Linked DNA regions of Homo sapiens: region 1 is linked to region 2. A link is a contact called in ENCODE Hi-C or POLR2A ChIA-PET data. All regions are on one chromosome and are shown on one strand. Each heading gives the region's core, a stretch centred on a gene start or an enhancer-like site at or near the end of the contact. The rest is flanking DNA. Distances are from core to core; before and after follow the strand shown. Region 1 holds the start of LINC00960 (long intergenic non-protein coding RNA 960). Region 2 holds the start of LINC02018 (long intergenic non-protein coding RNA 2018).

Region 1 (3,262 bases), core at 167-2,666, 240 kb after region 2:
AGAGGGCAGGATGGACCGAGGGACAAAAGGAGCAAGAAACAGAGAACCGAAGGCAGACAGAAAAACGGTCTTCTGCCTCCAGAACCAACAGGACCCAGCAATCCGGGAAAATGTTGGGTGCCCAGTGCGGGCTAAGTGCTGGGCCCACAGCCCCGTTGGCCGGTGGGGAGCTCAGCGGCCCTCCGGATCGCCAGCCTGGGTTACTTCATCCCAGAGCGATTCAGACGAATTCCGTTTCCGAAGGAATGAGCGAATTCCCCAGAGAGCAATGAGCGGAGACTCGGGTGGTTGTCTGTTTTTCATCCACATGGTTCACAGATGACATATCCCCACGTTTAGCCCTGCAACAGAGCGCGAGGCGGATAGTCCCATCCACACAGAAGTCACGCTCAGGCCAAGTGAAGCGTGATTCTGGATTCCACGTTTCTTTGCTCTCTGCAAAGGTGCCTGTTACTCAAGTCTCTGCCGCCCCCGGAAAGCGTGACCATGTTGACTGTTTCCCGAGCTCTGTGGGGACCCAGAAACTTCCAGGAATGCGTGGAAGACCAGCATCGTGTCGGTGCTCTCCTTTCCAGTTTTCAAACAGGCTATATCGAAGACTCCCCATTTTGCAGAAAACAGGAATCCATCCTCAGGCCGTGATGCACGGGACGTTTCTTTTTCTCTGTGCTTTCGCTCTCATTGTCTACATGAAAATGAACGAGATCCACACACCTGCGTGTGTGAGACTATCACGGCAACTATGACACCCACGCGCTGGCAATAGAGTTGGCAGCCTGATCCCAGGACAAAGGTACTGACGGACATCCAGACACACCCCACCACAATCACTAGCAAACCCACTCCCAAACAGACACATACGGGCGCACGCGCGGGAACACAAGCATACACGCAGACACACAAAGACACAGACAGCTTGAAGAAGAGCAAGGGACAGAGGGATGGAGAGATAGAAACGGAAGGAGAGAGAGAAACAGCGATAGAGAGAGAGACAGAGAGGGACGGGGAAACTGCGAGAGAGAGAGAGAGAGAGAGAGAGAGAGAGAGACAGAGAGAGAGAGAGAGACAGAGAGGGACGGGGAAACTGCGAGAGAGAGGGAGAGAGAGAGAGAGAGAGAGCAAGGTGGAGAGGGAAGTAGAGAAAGGGAGAGGGTGAGGGAGCTAGAGAGGGGGAGCAACAGAGCCTTGGAGAGGGAGGCTCTGCTCTGGTAGACAGGGGACCCTTTGGCGAGGGTAGGGTGGAGGGTGCCTGGGCCGGGCTAGAACAGGAGGGCAGGGCCGCCCACGCGGGAAAACCAACGGAGCCCTGAGACGTGTTTTTACTTGGATTGGTTGGTTGCTTTGGGCGTGCGTTTCCTAGCGTCATTCCTTTGTTGGCTCCTCCCTGTCCTCTTGGTGCTGTGGGCCCTGAAAGTTGTCGAGTGCGCCTGTCCCTGTGGTGGGAGCAGTGGCGCCGAGCGTGCCCACGGGCCGCCGCTTGGGTTTCTCTCGTGTTCAGGGTAGTATGGACGTGGACAATGGCAGTGGCCCCTGGCTGGCCCAAGAGCCGGGTCCAGATACGCGCGCCTGATTCCAGGCGTCATAACCAACCCGGGGCCGCGAGGCTGGGATCAGGCACCCCGGAGCCGCTTGCCCGTGGCCGGGCTGCTCTCCCCCTCTAAGCCTAAGCACCGCCAGTCGCGGCGCTGCGCTTTCCGCCGACCTCCCAGAGCGTCCCGCCGTCGCCGGCGGCCAGCCTCGCGCAGGACCAGTGTGGCGCCGCCCTGCTGTTGCTGGGGGGCGCCCGAGGCCTCCATTCCTTGCCCAGGCTTCCGGCTCTCGGGGCGGCCTCCCTTCCGCCCACGCTCCAGGGCTTCCCCGGCTCCCGAGCTCCGAGCTTCCACCACATCGGCCGGCTCAGGACAGGTATGCTCATCCCGTCACTTTTTAACTTTTTGTTGTTTCTATTTATATTTTATTGTGCTATGTCTTGAAATGTTGTTGTAGCTATTACTTTTGATTGGATATTATTTAATATTCCTACTTTGAATAAGAGTAGTTTGCACACCACACAGCTATAGTGTTATAATATTGTGTTTTGTTTTGTATCCTATTAGCAGTGAGGATTTTTTTACCTTTAGGTGATCATTTATTGCTCATTAATGTACTCTCTTTAGCATTCCTTTAGGACAGACATGGTATTCATAAAATACTTCAGCTTTTGTTTGTCTGGAAAAGTCAGTATTTCTTTTTATTTGAAGAACACTTTCACTGTATATGCTATTCTAAGGTAAAAGTTTTTTTCCTTTAGTACTTTAAATATTTATTGCTTCTCTCTCCTGGCCGGTAGGGCTTCCACTGTAAAGTCGGCTGCCAGACGTGTTGGAGCTCACCGGTATGTTACTTGTTTCTTTTCTCTTTCTTCCTTTAGAACTTTTCTTATCTTTGACTTTTGGAGGATCTACTGAACGCTTTGAAATAGTCTTTTTGGGGTTAAATCTGCTTAATGTCCTATAACATTTTTGTAGTTGGATATGGATATCTTTCTCTAGGTTTGGAAAGTTTTCTGTTATTATCCCTTTGAATAAATTTTTCTACCCCTGCCTCTGTCTCTACATCTTCTTTAAAACCAATAGCTCTTAGATCTGTCTTTGTGAGGCTATTTTTCTAGATCCTGTAGGCATGATTTGTTGTTTTTATTCTTTTTCTTTTGTCTCTTCTATGTATTTTCAAATAGCCTGTCTTCAAGCTCACTATTTCTTCTGCTTGATCCATTCTGCTATTAAATGGCTCTAATGCATTCTTCAGCATGCCAATTGCATTTTTCAGCTCCAGAATTTCTGCTTAATTTGTTGTAACTATTTCAATCTCTTTGTTGAGTTTAGCTGATAAAATTTGGAATTTCTTTACTTTGTTATCTTAAATTTCTTTCAGGTTTTTTTTTTCTTTTTACAGCTATGTTGAATTCTCTGTCTGAAAGGTCACATATCTCTTTTTCTCCAGGATTTGTCCCTGGTGCCTTATTTAGTTCACTTGGTGAGGTCATGTTTTTTTCCTGGATGGTGTTGATGGTAGTAGATGTTCTTCAGTGTCTGGACATTAAAATCTTGGGCATGCAGCACCATATGAGAGGTTTAAAAAATAAAATTAAAAAAGAGAAAAGGTGAGTATTTATTGTAGTCTTCACTGTCTGGGCTTATTTGTAGCTGTCTTTCTTGGGAAGACTTTTCACATATTTGAAAAGACTTGGGTCAAATATGGGTCAAATATGGCTTAGGTTGTG
Region 2 (3,086 bases), core at 348-2,847:
TTTATTTGTTTATTCTCTGGCTCTCCCATGCAAGCAGAGCCTCATCTATCATGGGTACTGCTGATCCATGGTGCCTGGCTCATGGAAGGCATTTATTAAACATTTTGTGACTGAATAAAAACACCAGCTAACACCGACATGCATTTACCATGAGCCAGGCACTGATCCACAGGCTTTTGTACTCAACGCTGACAACAACCCTAAGAGGTAGGTATCATTATATCCCCCATTTTATTAATAAGAAAACAATAGCACAGAGAGATGCAGTCACTTGCCCAAGGTCACACAGGGCCAGGGGTTGGGCCAGGATTCGAAGCAGGCAGGCTGTCTCCTGGGTCTGAACTCTCAACTACTTCACCCTAATCAAACAATCTCTCTGGTCAAAAGTGAGTGATAATAATAGTACCCACCTCGTCAGTGTTGAGGGTGAGCCGAAGTTAGCATTCAGTGTGGGCATGTGAACAACTATAGTCAATATTGAATGGAGACCTATGATGCTTTTATGAAGGTTTCTATTTTGGGTTAAAAATGCACAAATTTCTCCTGACTAAAATTGATCTCTGAGTGCTAAATATTTTATGTCAATGGAATAACGCAAATGATTAAGCAACACCCCATAAAATGGGGCAGACCCAGGGAGGAATATATATCCGAACTGACTCATCCCAGTGAGCTCACTGCACATGAATTACAAATGGAGAGGGGTGCATTAAGCCCCTCTGCTGGCAGAAGGGAGGCTGCTGCCTGCCAGGCGCCTGTGCTGAGAATGGCAGGTCCCCAGGGAGAGGAGAGGCCACCCCCTTCTCTGTCTCTTCCATCACAGGCGTGAAAGCCTCAGCGCATGATCCGATTCTGTGCAGTGCTCGACATACAGATGAGAACACTGAGGCACGAGGGACAGCCTGTGACCTGGTCACCGTGCTCAGGATGAAGTGGTTACCCGCGGGCCTGAGGGCGCTGACTTTTTAGAATGGGCGAGGGCAGCTGTGTCCCAGTGACCAGAACGATTACTACCTTTAAAAAGTCGTGAAAATGATCGTGAACTGTACCCCACACCGAGCACGCGTCTGCCCCCCCAAGGCGGTGGAGACGCCCTCATCTTCCGCCGCCAGCTCGCGGGGCAGGAGGGGTGCGAGCGACTCTGGCCAGGCCCCAGGGACGGGGACCGGGTCTCGCGGCCCTGACCGGGGAGAGCCCAGGAACTCACGTGGCAGGAGCGCCGGGGGTTTCAGCACGGAGACCCATCCCGTCTGCCCCTGGACTCCCGCGAGCCCCGCGGGCCTCTCCGCTCGCCCGCCGCCCCCCTGCCAGGGGAAGGAGCGCAGCGTGCGCGCCGCCAGGAAGCGGCGCTCGAAACTCTGCAGCAAGAGTTCGGTCCCCGCATTCTCCTCGGGCGCCATGACGTGGGCGGGGCCGCAGCGTTGCCGGGAGACCGGGCGGAAGCCGGGCCTGGACTGAAGAGGGGGTGGGCCCAGGGCAGTGCGCGGCGGCAGAGAGGGGGCGGGGCCTGGGGGTAGGGTCAGGAGGAGCGTCCTGGGGGCGGGCTGTAGGGCGGGGCCAGGATGAGCGTTAGGAGGGCGAGGCCTGGGGTAGGGCCAGGATAAGCGTCGTTGGGGCAGGTCCTGGGTAGAGTCCAGGTTGGCGGGTCCTGGGGCGGAGTCAGGATAGGGCGATCCTGGAAGCTGGGCTTCAGAAGCGTCCAGGTTGGTGGCGTCCTGGAGGCGGTGCCTTGCGTGTGGGCAGGATAAGAGTCCTGGAGGCGAGCATTAGAGCGGGGATAAACGCCATTGGGTTCAGGAGGCGGGACTCAGAGCAGAGCCCAGGAGACAGGTCTTAGGGTGGGGCTAAGGCCAGACCCAGAGAAGGGCTCAGGAGGCGGGGCCGGGGCGGGGGGTTGACTATGTCGTAGCACATGGCCAGGCGGTGCGCGGACTCTGGGAGGCAGAGCTTTGGACGGGCCGACGTGGGGAGGGGCCCAGGGTCCAGGAGGCGGGGCCGAGTCCGGGCTGCCAGCTGCGCTCAGGAGGCGGGCCCTGGGAGGCGGAGCTTAGGGAGGGGCCGGTGTCGGGAGGGACCCAGGGACTGGGAGGCCGGTCGGGGCTGGGCTCAGGGGCCGAGACCTAGCTGGGCTTGGGGCGGGGCCGAGACGGAGCGAGGGATCCAGGGTGTGGGAAACGGGGAGGGGTTTGAGGAGGGGATCGGAATGTGGCTCAAGTTGGGAGGCGTTACCTGCGGAGGGTTTGAGGCACGCCCAGGAGCGAGCCCACGGTCGGCCGACGCGGGGCCAGGGGCGGGCCCCAGGATCCGGAGCTTCGGGCGGGGCCGAGTCTGGGTTTGGGGCCCGGGAGGCGGGGCCAGTTAGGGCGAGGGTCCCTGGGATCGTCGGGTCAGGCCTTGGGCTAACGTAGACACTCTCGCAGTACCTCCGCCTTCAGGAAGGTCTTTTTAGCAGGGGCCTTACAGGTGCACGCTTCGGTCCTGGAGGCCTTATCCTAACCTCTCCATCAGCGCCACCCGTCTGGGGCCCGAAAGGAGGGAGCTTTCCCTCTGTCCTCCAGCCTTTGGACTGTCTCCAAACAAGCCATTCGTTCACCAAATACTTATTAAGCACCTACCATGTGCCTGACAAGGGAGATGTAACGGTGAGAAAGACTAGGTGTGGTCTGGGCCCTCCAGAGGCTCAGGGGCTCGTGGAAGAAGTGGACATTGAAGTACTTATCACACAAATGAGTATAAAAGTACAATAGCGATATCTGCCACAAAGATGAGCAGACAGAGCTAGCGGGGCTTGCAGGAGGAGTTTTGATCTTGCAGGGACAGGAAAGAGGAGTTAGCTCCTGCGGGGTGGGATGGGGGGGTGGTGGTGATATAGACGTGGGGACAGAGTGGAAAACAACAAAAATATAATTATTTTAGTTCAAAGTTATTGTGTCTTGAGTTGAAAGGCAGGGCAGTTAGCAACACAGTTCAGATTTCAGTACTGCCCCCGAAATCTGAACTGTGTTCAAAGTCTAAAACGTTTACCTTAGCAAATTCCTCATAAAACTCCATTTGGAAGAGTCTCGAGAGCTAATTTGTTAAGTATA

The links. Hi-C counts contacts between places; a loop is a spot of excess contacts on that map. ChIA-PET counts read pairs that join two places held with the same protein, here RNA polymerase II (POLR2A). Pooled maps may share reads with other maps.
Region 1: a loop to region 2 is called in a map with no recorded cell type, with 9 times the contacts of the local background. The contact joins the promoter of LINC00960 here to the promoter of LINC02018 in region 2. A Hi-C loop is called at or near these places in 1 of 37 single-sample maps with no recorded cell type and 1 of 50 pooled maps. POLR2A ChIA-PET finds 5 or more read pairs at or near these places in 1 of 52 experiments (WTC11).

The regions. Positions count from the first base shown.
Region 1 is chr3:75,670,865-75,674,126 of GRCh38, forward strand. It overlaps LINC00960 (long intergenic non-protein coding RNA 960), which reads left to right and starts at 1,417. Exons shown (of 5, transcript NR_040005.1): 1 at 1,417-1,905; 2 at 2,330-2,374; 3 at 2,983-3,142.
Region 2 is chr3:75,433,711-75,436,796 of GRCh38, forward strand. It overlaps LINC02018 (long intergenic non-protein coding RNA 2018), which reads left to right and starts at 1,598. Exons shown (of 3, transcript NR_151705.1): 1 at 1,598-1,703. It also overlaps the pseudogene FAM86DP. RefSeq lists enhancers at 862-921, 1,632-1,811 and silencers at 1,152-1,561, 1,882-2,311.